2 separate regions of the Mus musculus genome follow, and region 2 is linked to region 1. Evidence: chromatin loops called from intact Hi-C (ENCODE). Cell type or tissue: left cerebral cortex. All regions are shown on one strand. Links, peaks and the distances in the headings refer to the core of each region. The heading gives the core; the rest is flanking DNA. Region 1 holds the start of Hoxb2 (homeobox B2). Region 2 holds the start of Gm51876 (a long non-coding RNA gene).

Region 1 (6,520 bases), core at 1,457-3,956:
ATATTAAATTTATTTCATACCTATATATTTTATGAGAGAAAATAAACTAATAAGATACACGATATTATTATAATAACACATCTAATTGTTCTATATTAATTTATTTATGAGAGAAATAAGTGCAATTTAACATGACATAAGATTATTTAATTCATGAGGTGAATTCTATATTAAGACAGTTTAAGGGATTAAATGCCAGCTGAGTAAAACGTGTATACTTCCCACACTGAGGGACCCGTGGAAAAAAGAAATGCAGTGGGTTTGCCTAGAGTTCCAAGTCACCACCTACGTTGGCTTCTGCTGGTTTGTGGGGAAAGTCTGGGAGGCCTAGGAAATAAACTGCCTTAAAAAAAAAAAAGGCAACATCTACCGGGGAGGTAGGTATCTGTTTCTGAGCCTGAGAAATATTAAATAAACCTGAGGAGGATGGATGGCTTTCCAGGGTCCCTTAAATCTCCTGGTTCTGGAGAACAAACTAAGAGGCAGATGGGGAAGAGGATCCCTGCCTCCCCTTTCCTGAGTTTGCAGAGCTGGGAGGGGGACTATGGGGGGCAAGAGGACAGGAGAAGTGTTGGGATGGAAAATGAAGCTGTTGGTTAAGACAGGTGGGCTTGCATTTGGAAAACGACCTAGCACGGTTTCAAAGCCCAGAGCAAAAAGCCACACTGGGTAAAGTGGTCCCAGGACCCAACGCTCGCTCCCCCTCCCCAGCACAGGGTCTCTACTCGCGCTCTCTCTCTCTTTCTCTCTCTCTCAAATAAAATAAAAACCCACAATTGGCGGGAAGCTCCCAGACTGTCTTTCTATCTTTTCTTCATTGTGAAAGATCTGGCCTCAAGAAAGTGGGAGTGGGTGCGAGCCGGGAGTGGGACCCGAGCATCCCGCAGCCGCTGTCATGGCGGCCGCAGTTGCTTCTCCTGCGCTCCAAGTCGCCCGGCCCAGCGCCATTTTGAGCATCGTTCCTATTTCCCGCGCTCTCTGCCGCTCGCCGTGCTACTTCTGTGAGCCAAAAGCCTCTTGCCACGCCCGGGCCTCCCTTCTTCCCTACAAAATTCCTAAGCCCCATTCTAGTCCTCAAGGACCTGGAGCCCCAAGGCAGCATCGGGCGCACAGCGCAGGCCTCGGCCTAAGCTTGCAGACTCAAAGCCCGCAGGCTAGCAAACCCAAGGATTTCTCCTTCAACTCTTTTAACCCTCTGCGCAGCCTCCAAGGCTCAAAGCTGGCCTCTGAGACATTTTCTTGTACCCGCTTCTGCACCCCCCCCCCCAGAACGCTGTTTTTCCACCCACCCCACATTTATTTCCAAGCAGGGACCCAGGGAACATCTTAGCAGGACTGGAAACGGTCTGTTTGCAGATGAACCAAGCTTCCATAAACTCTTCCTGGTGTCTTGGACAAAGAAATAGTCACCAAGCAGGGCCCCTTTTGTACCACCCGGACTTTGTCAGCCTGGGAGATGGGACCATGCCTTCCCTTGGGTCGCTTGAGCCAGAGCTAAACCAACTTCAAGCGGAGAGTGGGAAAGCAAAGACTGGCCGTAGGGACTTGGCAAAAAGAGCTAGATCCCAACACAAACACTCGTTTTCATATTATAAAGACATTTATTTACGCTATGAAAATAATGTACAATAAATACTTTCCCCCTTTCCTATTATTAAACAATTTTAATAAATAATCTACAATCTAAAACTTAAAAAAGAGGAAAATAGGTCCCTCTAGTTCTTTGTAAGAAAACCCTCTCCCACTAGAGTTTAATTATTCCTGAGATTTCGTTGGAAGGAGTTTTACCAAGTGGAATTTTTTGTGTGTGGTTTTAAAAAGCGAAAAGGAGTGAATGAAACGCTAATTCGTTACTATCTGGATTTTAACAAAACGGCATAAATGTATCCACGAGTGGAGAAGGCCCGATTCCCCCCGCCCCCAACAGCCAAGGAGGACCAGACGGAAAGGACCAAAGATGGAAAACAGTTAGGGAAACTGCAAGTCGATGGCACAGAGCGTGCTGGTGAAGAAGTCCAGCTCTTCCTCGGAAAAGGGCACGGGGCTATCGAGAGAACCCTGCAGGCTGGGTGAAAGGCCTCCGGACATCTGGAGACAGGAGTCTGCAGCGAAGAAATTGAGGTCCGGTAGAAAAGGCGAATCCTGCCGCTCGGGGCAGGCGTCTTCGGGTAGGGGCTCGCTCTGCCGGCCTCCGGCTCTGAGCATTGTGCAGCCGGGGCTCGATGCGCCCACACTCTCCAGGGTGGTGGCAGGCAGCGCTGACGGCGGTGCGCCCCGGGGTCCCTGCGCGGCCTCGGCGGGGTGGAAGCAGGCTTCCCGCAGCCGGTGAGTCGCGACGTCGCCCGGGCTGACCGTGGGTTCCTCGGCTGGCTCTCCCGCGTCGTCCTGGGCGCTCGGCCCGCCTGGTTCTCCCTCGGGCGGCTCTCGATGCTGCGTCTGCCGCTTGTGTTTCATGCGTCGGTTCTGGAACCAGACTTTGACCTGCCTTTCGGTGAGGTCCAGCAAGGCAGCGATCTCGACGCGACGCGGCCGGCACAGGTACTTATTGAAGTGGAACTCCTTCTCCAGCTCCAGCAGTTGCGTGTTGGTGTAGGCCGTGCGCAGTCTGCGGGAGCCGCTGCCGCCGCATTCTGGCAATCCGGGGCCATCTGCGAGGGAAGCACCCCTATGTTATCAGAGAGGTCTCAACGCAGCCTCCGTTTAGCTGAGATCGGGAGCACCCCTTTGGCTTAAAAGACTCTCAGCAGTCCTACTCGGGCTCCCACCCCACCCCCACAGCGCTTCTTTCTGTGTCTTTGGGGTTTTTTTTAGTGCTCTTCCACGTAGGCAGACCCGGCCCGGGTCAAGTCGGTGCCTTCAGAGCCGCCCACGGGCCACGTAGGGGGCGGGGAGCAATTTCTCTTAGCTCCCAGGACCTCAGAGTCTCCCTCCCCCAAGTCCTCCCAATGGACCCCTCAATTCAGAACTTTCCAACTCAACCTGGGGAGAGAGGGATCATAGATTGTTCTTCACCCCTTTCCTTCCTAGCTTTTGAATTCCCTCTTCTTCCCTAGCTTTAGGAGAGCTAGAGGCATCGCATCTTTTCCAGGCTCCAGATTCAATCCCAGACACGCTTCATTCCTCTACACAGAAACCGGGGAAACCCTTCAATCGAATCATTTTTTTCTAAGCACATTTAAAAAAAAAAAAAAAAAAAAAGCATCCTCCCCACCCTCAATCAGCTTCCAAAATTTTCTGGGGGTGGGGAAGCTAACAGTGGCTAGGCCTGAACCCCAGCGGGATACTCTGCTTCCCTCGCCCCAGATCCGTCGACCTAGGGAACCCCACCAGGAGCCCCATCACCTCACATTCTCCCCTTCTCTTCCAACTGCCCCTCACCCCGCCCCTAATACGTTTACCCACCTGATGGTGATCCGACCTCGGAGGCCCGGACCGAGGAGGCGGCTGGAGAAGGGGATGCGGCGGATTGGCTGGGTTTCTTGGTGGATTTCTTCTCTTTCATCCAGGGGAACTCGGGGGCTGGGGGGGCAACGGGGAGTGGCGGCGGTGACCGCAGAGCAGGCCCATCTCCGGCTTGCTTTTGGCTCCCTGGTCTCTGAAGGGTGGAGGCGCCGAGCTGGAGGCTGGGGAAGGTTTGCTCCAGAGGAGGAGGAGGAGGAATTAATGTCGACTCCTTGATTGATGAAGTTTGAAATGTCTCCAAGACAGCGGGGAAGGAAGTCAGACACTCGGCGAGCGATGGCTGGCTGTTTATAAACCCAATCTCCCTCTCAAATTCAAAATTCATGGCTTTCAATGGTGGGGGAGGGGGCCTGCTGGGGGGGGCGTCAGGAGGGAGAATCAGAGGGACCCCCCTCTCCCGCCCCCCCCAGGTTTATGCAATGGAGCAATTTCGCGGGGGGGGGGAGATTTCGCTCTCTCTCTTTTTTTTTTAAATTTAGGCCTTTATAATTGTATATTGCTGATAAATACAAGCGTATGGGGACTCTCTCTATTAAACCCAGGACTCCGCCGAAATTGCAGGGAATTCATGGTCACGGGACCGGTCTCCGCCAATCGCTAGTCTAGGCCTAGTGGAAAACACAGGCATTATTTGCTTTAATTGATTCAAAAACTCCAGAGGACCACGACCTGGATACCATGAGGCTTCCTCCTCTACCCCTGTTCCTTCATCAGTACCCTACACTCTCCCTAATGGCTCTCTTTTCCCAGAAAAGCCAAAAGAACCTCTTCCTTCCCTTCAGAGACTGTGTGGTGGTGGCAAACAACCACATTTAAGGGAGAAATGGAGTGAGTTAATATGCTTTCTTTATGTGGCCCTCAGTAGCCTCTTACCCTACCACCACCTCAGCCCCCAAAAGAAAAGAAAAAAAAATCTCATTTAGGGGGAAGTGGGAGTAGAAAGAGGCTTCCATACCTTGGGGGAAATCAGAAAGGAGATGGATAAAGGACAGCACTAAACACCAGCAGCAGCGGCAGCCCACCCACCCTCAGAAAGCAGTAGTTCACACTTAAGAAATGCACAGAGCTGGCACGCAGCAGGGACATAGATTCCAGGAGCACTTTGGGACATGGGCCTACCTCCCTTGCTATGTGCCCTGGATTCTAGTCTCTGCTCAGAATTTACAAGCAGTTTCTTATGTCCACTTGCCTTCCTGTTGGGGTCATCTGTACTCACACTGTGACACCCCAACCCTGGCAATAGGAGGGTCTAAGAAGGTCTAAGGTGACAGATGTATTCACAGGCCCCCAGGTGTATCTGTGTCTCTATCCAGGGCACCAAAGTAGCCATCCACTTAACTTTCAAAGCTAAAGTCAGTGCACAGTCGCCCTCTGGACAAAGGGATTTCCCCCTCTGTATTTGCCTTTGGGCTACTTTTAAAATCCCTGGTAAGAAAACATTTCCTAAAGATGGTGGGGGAGAGGGGGCTGGGGATAATGACCACCACTGAGATTATATTCTGCTTTGGGCCTCCAGAGAGAAAAAAAAATGTAATGTATTCTATGGTGAGGCACCTATGATGGGCTCAATTTTAGAATATTGTGATTTACTAGAGGAAGGAGGCAAAAAACAACAAAAAAAAAAAAAAAAAAAAAAAAAACCAAAAACAAAAAAACCTCAGAGCCACAAGCAAATTGGTGGGAAACTAGGCCTCAAAGCTGAAAATGAAAAGTCGGCTGGGGGAAGATTTTTAAATAAGTGGGTCAGAGGGACCAAGAGGAGATGAGGCGATCAATCTTAGCCCCCTGACAGCTCCCTCCGATTGCATCAAAGAATTTGGCTCTTTGGGAAAGCAGAGGGAACAACCTAAATTGCATATCCCTTAAAAAGGCCTGAGGGAGGGGGGAGCCAAAGAGAAAGGTGATTCTGGGAGATCTAGGAAACAGATGGGAAATGGGGACAGAGGGAAGGCGCTAACTTGGGTGGAAAGTTTGCCCCGGAGAACTCCCACGGCTCTGGCCTCCCCTCCCCCTCCTCGCTCTCTGTCGCCTAGCCTAGAGGAGAAGGCTGCTTAGCAGAGAAATGGCAACTCAGCGGAGAGCTGGAACTAGAAACTTTCTGTCAGTGTAACGTCCGCGTGGGTGGTGGTGAGTATTTAAAGAAAGAAAGAAAAGAAAAAGGCAGAGAAGTTTGCCGGGAAGCGGGAGGGGGGGGGAAGGAGGGAAACCTGGAGGTGGTGGTTGCAAGGACAGAAAGAGGCAGGCTCTTGGGAAACTGCTCTTAACTAGGCCAGCGGCCAGAGAGGGTGTTGTGTACCTTAGCTAAAACAAAACAATGTATGCATATATTTTCCTGGATGGTGGTTAGCAGAGGAGAATCCAAATAGTAACTGTCTGGAAGGGAGTCCTGTACAGTAAGGCCTGGGAGAGGGCCTTCTCCCCGGCAGCATGGGCACTTCCACAAGTTTTGTAACAGGCACTCCAGCTGGCTGCAGCATCCAAGGATCTCCTAAGACAACCAGAGCCCAGACTGTCCTGTAGGAAATACAGCTCTCTAACCCTTGATGACAGATTTTATGGCCAGATTAGTGAACAGTAGAAAACTTGGGTGTTAAAGTGGGGATCCAAGAAAACCCTCCAACCCTCCCTCCCTTCCAGAGACATCCGTCCAGCCCTGTCTGCTACCTTACAGAGCAGATTTTTATCCATGTTTTTAAACAGCTTTAGACCTAGAATCTGGAAAACAGAAGGGTAGGTCCTATTTTTGTTTAGAGCCCTAGCTCCAAGCCACAATATATCAATATAGCTAGCTAAATTCTCTCTTATCTGGTTCCTCTTCAGCTAGATAAATAAGCAATCCACCCTTCCCCTCACAGTCAAACATGACCCTTCTCATAGTTATATCATTCAGAAATGGTATTCAGGGAAGAGGAAGAGAAAAGGAAAGACAGACCCTTGAGCGTTATTTGATCCCAATCAAACATTGCACGCTCCTCTGCCTTTAATTTATAGCCTGGCCCAATGCTAAATTGCTTGCTGCCCAGATGAGCCAAGTCCAGTTAAAAAAATTCTACTTGGT
Region 2 (6,520 bases), core at 2,662-5,161, 85 kb after region 1:
CAACAAAGTACAGTGGAGCAGCCCGGCTCGGAGCTCCTTGCAAAATGATTGGTCAAAGTTTTGCGGACTGCCTGATAAAGCGTCAGCTCCGACATAAATCAATCGGGCGAGGGGGCTGCGCTCGCGCTGTCATCCGTCCTCACCGCATTCCATATCCAGGATGGATTGTTTTATGCTGATGCAATGTGCTATCACGTCAGGGCTCCGGCGGCCACGTAACCTCAGCCTGAGCTGCCGGGCCGCCCGGGCCCCTCCCGCTTTTACAGGAAGGGGGGTTCTCAACATGGGGCGATGGGGGCGGAGGAGAGGCGGAGGCAAGCAGCGGGCTGCCTCAGGAGGGACGCAGGCTGAGGAGCCCTCTCCCCAGGCAGATTGGGGGGGGGGGGAGGACCAGCATACAGGGAGGGAGAGCGCCCCAGCCTCAGAGCTGCGGGAGAGGCCCGACAGGGTAATTAAAGAGGAGGTAGTCTTGTCGCCCCCCCCCAACACCTCCACCTCCACCCCGCGGGCCCTCATTTCCTGTCCTCTGTCCCCTTGACAGAGATGTTTATTAAACAACAGCAGTACAGCGACCCACAGGAGATGAAGTAAAAGGATGAGAAAGAAGTTGGGGCTTTTATAGGACAGTTATCCTCTTTGGAGGGGGTTCAGGGCACAATTTGGGGAGATTTACGTGACTAGGCTCTTCCCTTGATCCTTTAGCAGCTGAGAGAGGCGAAAGGGGACTAGTGTCCAAAGAATCATTATCTGTCTTGAAATTATAGCCTGCCTAAGGCCAAAGAGACACACCAGGCCCTGGAACTAGAGTTTCGGGAGACTAACCAGTCTTGTTTAACTCCTTAAAATTTTTCTTGGGCCTTTGTGAAAGGCTGGGTCCATGGTCATTTCTTGTCCTTCATCCAGGAATCTCTGAGACCCTTAAAAATGTCCAGATGAGAGGGCTAATGTGGGAAATGATTAAAGGAGAAGGGGAAGAAGACTCCCCAAACGGCACAGTAAGGAACACCGGGTTACCTTCCTTTCCATCCAAAAAGGGAAAGAGGCCAGCTAAATTCTCAGCACTCTAGCGCTTTTCACCCGGAATTGCCGCTCTGGAAAAGGTCCAAATACTGACATAGGACGGTAGCAAGTACAGAGGAGTCCCCGGCATCAGTCCGTTTCCCCCACCCGCCGCCTTCTCGCCTACAATCCTCTCGTGGAGATTACAAATAGTGCATTTTATTAGCAGCTAATCTGCGGCCCTGCGCAGGGACTCCCCCGAGGCCACGGGCTGGTTTCCTGGCGGCTCTCCCAGCTCTTGCCTCTACAGCTTCTGCCTGGGTGCAGGCGCCTCCCCCGGTGTGGTGCTCTGGGAGGCCGGGCCCCTAGACAGGCTTGGTTTCCTCGGGTTAGGTTTAAAGACAGATTTCTTGGCTATTCTCTGAGTCTGGACCGTTATTAGGCAGACTGCTCCGGGGGCCATGACTCCCTCCTTAGCCTCCCCTTCTTTTAGAAAAAGTGGAACCGTTCTAACTTGGGGGTCAATATGTTTTTAGCCAGTACCCCTACTGCCCAGTGGAAGGCTGCGGATCACCTCCGAGAGCACACACACAGTCCCGCCCGCTTGTCTTTCTAAATGAAGCCATCTCGTGTCATTACGTGTGAAATACGAGGGCGAAGCGCCATATTTCTTCACATTATGGCGATTTCAAAATGATTTTTTAAAGATCAATGCGGGCGCCCAGCCGGCCCCTTCAATTCCACCCACGCTCTTGGAGAGCGACAGCCCAGCAGATCCGGAACCAAACAGCGTGAAGATCTATTTTTTTCCCTGTAGTATCCAAATGGGGAAACAAAAATCCGATGCAAATTCTTCTAAGTAGCGGTTGGACGCTTGGAAAAGTCAAGAGAGCTTCCCGGATCTGCCAGCAAGAAGCTGGGCCTGGAGCGAATGAATCATAGTTAGGGCAGAGCACCTGTTCCTGCTTTGCTAGTCCTATGAAATCTGCCATCAGTTTTACCTGTAATAAATATAGTCTTCAGGCCAAAAAAAAAAAAATCCCCTCCCCAGCCATAAATAACAGCGTTATGAAGCATGTCGAGGTGGGTATATGATTTTCTGTAGTATATAAATTAGGGCCCAAAAGGACATGTGAACTCTGGGCCGGGGCTCTTTTATTTATGGAAACGTGATGGAGCAAGGCTGTTTTTAAGACCCAAGCTGTATAGGCGCTGGGCTCTGCCCGCTGCCCTCCTGGTTCCCATTCCTCTCCCGGGCTTTGCTGCAGATTCTTCACTGGTTTAGTTTAGAGAAAGGATCAGAGGAAGAACCTTTGGGCTCCTGGCTTGTGCCCTGTAAGAGGGAGATAATCCGTTTAAATTCATATTTGTGGGTTATAGCTGCCCAGGGAGCCGTTCTTAATCCCTCCTGGAATCACTGATGGGTGAAGAGGAGACCCAGGCCTCTTTTCTAAGTAAGAAGTAGTTTTTCTAAGTAAGAAGATGCTGGGGATTGCGGGGGGGGGGGGCACACAAAGTGGAAGAGACAGATTTGGGAAGCTTGTCTTCTCTGGAGAGGTGATTACAGAAGAGAATGAACTTTCCCCCTCATCCCTGGGGTGTATACCCCATCTCACCCCCTCCAGGGGAAGACAGCAGCAGCAGCAGCAGCAGCAGCAGCAAGGAGTCTCACCCTTGCTGCAAGCTTTCCAGAAGGGATTGCTGCCTCAAACTTGAGCTCAGCTTCAACAGAGGCAAAGGACAAAATGGTCACCAGGGTGGGTGGCCCCTTGCTGAAATGCTTGGTGATCCCTGGAACCCCTCAAATCTTTTTCCCTTCCTAGGCAATGGTACCCACCATGCCAGAACACACAGAATTGTGGCCCCTAGGACCTACAGATACTTAACAAAAGTCACATTACAGTGGGGTCACTCTGTCCAGAGAGCAAAGCTCTCTGCAAGCCACCTCCAGTCCTAGAGAGAAAGGAAACCCCACATCCCCTAAAGCCCCTTGTCATGTCTTACACTGGAGCTTTGGCTGAACACAGCTGGGGCTAGTGGCATGTAGCATGAAAACAAACAAACAAACAAACAAAAACAGGAAGGCAAAACCTCTGGACCACACTGGGGCCCAGGGCAGCCAAGAAGAGAGGCTGCTGCTGACCACAACCAGCCGGGGTAAGTGCCTGCATTTTGGGAGAGTCTTTGGTGGGAGGTGGGGTGAGGGTGTCTCTGTCAGTAAGAAGAGAAAATCTAGAGATTGAAATGGGAGTACAAGGGGGGGGGAAGAAAACTGTGAGAAAAGAGAAAATAGTTTGTTTTTAGGTGATAAGCTACAGCTGATATTGATGCCTTCTGGGTTTAAGCAGATGTATTTGACTTGCGTGTCTGTTTCAAACTAATATTTCTGTAAGGGAGTCTAGAGGTCAAATATGCTCTATTATATACCTTTATAGGATATACAATTATCTTTCCAACTGTAATACTAAATGTGTCGGGGCATAGGCATTTAAGATCTAATTGTTCATATGTGGTTATGTGAATAATGAATGCTAACAGTGATTATGTCTTGTTTTTTTAAATATAACCCCAAAGCTGGTGTGCATATATTTTTTAAAAAAACAATACACCTATAGGGAAGACAAAAACCTGGATATTAATGTCTAAATTTTGGCTATACAAAAGCTGATGTGAATCTTGCCTCCTAACTTAGTATCCAAGCAAAATTCATACTACATCTTCAAACAAATGTGTGTGACTTAAAGCTGGATTCAATTACAGTGTCCTGCTGGAACATTTTAATGGAAGATGAAACAAATACCTCCAACTGACCCAGAAAAGGTCATGAAATTTGGTGACTTTTGTTATCCAGCCATGAAATCTTTTTACTTTTTACTTCGTATCTTCCCCCAGCCGGCAGAGACAGCATGCACTATGTGACACTTATTTCATGGTATTGAAGGGGATAAGGGTGGAGATATTATTATTTGTATCTTGTACAAGTGTGAAGGGAAAGGAGCCAACTGAGTGTGTCAGTCCTCAGGTGACTGTGAAGGTTATAGCACTGTGAAGGACAAAACACTGCTGCATACAACAACCTTGTTAAAGTCCCCAGGCACTGGAGACATTTCTTCTGAGCCCCAGGTTAGACTCCAGACCTACTCTGGGATACAGTGAGGTTTGAAGATACATGTTCCATTAGACATTGGAGGCGAAAAATAAGATCCCAGAACCCACGCCCTTTGTCCAAAATAATTTCCAAACAGGTATCAAGTTCTGTACACAGGGACTCAAACCTGGGAGCTTCCACAACCCCAAGGAAGGGTCTTAATTGAAAAATAACGAAATCTTCTGTCATCCGGCATAGGATGTCAGAGGTCAGTGGCCCCATTGGACCTGAGGAATCTTCTTACCAACTCTCAGCCATCACAGATATCCAAGACAGTGGGAGGTGACTGAGTCCTTTGGGAGGAGGCATCAAGGAGACCAAACGGAGTGGGCAGTGGGCGGCAGGCAGAGCGGAAAGGGTTCTGAGCAGGTAGAAAGCTATTACATAATTGCTTCCATAAAACCTTTGGCTGTTGTAAAACTCTCTGCTTTCCAAAGACTTTATTTCCTCCTTTCTCTCTTAAATCCCCCCTTTTTCTTTTTTTTTTTCTTTTTTCTTTCTTTCTTTTTTATTTTTTTACAGCACTTTTCCTGGGAGGAGGTGGCCAGGGTGGGTGGGGAACCAAGGGAGGGAAGGTGGCCAGGCTTCTGTTGCCTGTTTGGGTTTCTAAGTAGTCCTCAAAGAAGCAAGGTAAGGCAGCAGGAACATCCCAGACCCCCTTAGCCCACAGAGGAAGATACGCAGATGTCATAGGACATTGTCTAAGGTCCTTTTTTTTTCTTTTTTCTTTTTTTTTTAATCAGAGCAGTGAGTTGTAGAAAGACTGCTCTGCACTGGGAGTGGGTCTCTCTGTGCTTTCTGCCATTGCAGAGGCCTCTTGTTCAATGCCCCCTCCCAACCCACCGATCCCCACTCCCCCAACCCCCCCCACCCCGAATCTAAATCAGCCTGGCGCCGAGTCCCATCCGGTCAGGGCCTCTTTCATGGGCCCCTTGCACATTTCCTCTGCCTCAAGCAGGGAACGGGTTTAGGAACAAAAGTTAGCCTATTCGTTGGCAAGTCCTTCTTCCCACCAGCACTCCAAAGAACTTCTTTCCTGGGCACAGAGCCAGCAGCAGCCTTGAAGGGCTAGGGTCAGAGAGGACAAACTGCCTTACCCTGTCCGGACTCTAATCCCGCCATTACAGCAGGCTGTACATACTGAGTAACCTAGCAGTTTAGATTCCCCTGCTGGTTAGGCCCTTCTCCCAGAGGCTGGAGGTCCTCAGGCTTTGTGTGAACCCACAGGCCAGCTCAGCTAGTGGGTAAAGAGCCAACTAGAATTTAGGAAAGGAAGGACTCCTCATACCCCCCCCCCTCTCTCTCACACACACACACACACACACACACACACAGGAAGCCCTGTCCCACTAGGGGGCCCTAGAAGGAACCCTGACAACCTGAAGGCTGAGACTGCAAAGGGTCTTGATTTTTCTCTTTGGGATTGGGACCTACTGGCTCCTTAGAGGAGCTTCAAACTTTGGCTGAGGTATAGCTCCCCCACCCCCCATCCAAAGATTACAAAGACTCAGAGGACAACCCCCCACCCCCCCACCCCACCCCCGTAGCCCTGTTGGAAACCAATTCTGTGCAGAGACCTTTCAGGGAAGATCTGGCTGCAGACAGGAGCCTACAACCCAAAGGCTTGAAGCCCTGACTGTTATCCTTGACTTTGCAGCAAAAGAGCTTAACCCCTACATTGCCTTTGAGAGATAACAATATTCACATTTTATCCCTCTCCTCTCCCTCTCCCTCTCCCTCTCCCTCTCCCTCTCCCTCTCCCTCTCCCTCTCCCTCTCCCTCTCTCTGTCTACCTACCCATCTATCTCTAAAAGGTGAAGAGACATCCTCAGAATTCCCCAGGTTTCTTCTTGAGGGAACATCTTTGCTATTCTCAGTTGAGGACCCTCAAGCCTGTTTTATTATTTTGCAGGGGGAACTGACACGCCAGTCCTGAGGAACCCTACCGAACTCCCCCAGCTAAGCAAGAAGCAGTAACTGCCATGAATCAGGTGGTTTGATGTCGTTGTGTTCAGAAAGCCAGGCCCAACAACATGAAACTACCTACTTCACTCAACAGTCCCGGCTCAAGCTGCCTGGCGGGTGAGGGCTCACTGGGGCACCCCCCCGTGAGCTAAAATGGCCACGCAATTTACTTCCTCTGCTTAACTTGTTTTCTTCCACTTTTTCCTAACAGAGGTCCGCTGCTAGTTAACCAGGAATTTGAAGTACTGGACCCAGAAATCCAGAACTGACTTCAAGAATCCTGACCAAGGCCCAGGTCTAAGCCCGGCCAGGGCCTTTGTGAGATACCTACTTGGCCTCTCAGCACAGACCGGAGTTGGAGGGCTCCCCAGATGAAAAGGATTCCTAACTTCAAACTGCTAGGGAGAT

What was found. Peaks named below come from ENCODE experiments on the same cell type or tissue, not always from the same donor. Only the 100,000 strongest peaks of a DNase experiment are listed, where the experiment ranks them.
Region 2: a loop joins it to region 1, with 2.6 times the contacts of the local background. A loop is called at or near these places in 2 of 42 quality-filtered maps.

The regions. Positions count from the first base shown.
Region 1 is chr11:96,349,078-96,355,597 of GRCm38, reverse strand. Hoxb2 (homeobox B2) reads right to left here and starts at 3,966. Exons shown (of 2, transcript NM_134032.2): 1 at 3,403-3,966; 2 at 1,582-2,648. The coding sequence starts at 3,787. The coding sequence ends at 1,969. Hoxb3os (homeobox B3 and homeobox B2, opposite strand) reads left to right here and starts at 2,204. Exons shown (of 4, transcript NR_155303.1): 1 at 2,204-2,538. In left cerebral cortex, for the core only: no CTCF peak of the experiment used is centred there; DNase peaks (open chromatin) are centred at 1,470, 2,076, 2,305 and 2,533.
Region 2 is chr11:96,264,860-96,271,379 of GRCm38, reverse strand. It overlaps Gm51876 (a long non-coding RNA gene), which reads left to right and starts at 2,329. Exons shown (of 3, transcript XR_003949606.1): 1 at 2,329-3,156; 2 at 6,060-6,229; 3 at 6,324-6,520. Hoxb9 (homeobox B9) reads right to left here and starts at 50. Exons shown (of 2, transcript NM_008270.2): 1 at 1-50. Mir196a-1 (microRNA 196a-1) reads right to left here and starts at 6,216; the gene lies at 6,115-6,216. In left cerebral cortex, for the core only: no CTCF peak of the experiment used is centred there; no DNase peak of the experiment used is centred there.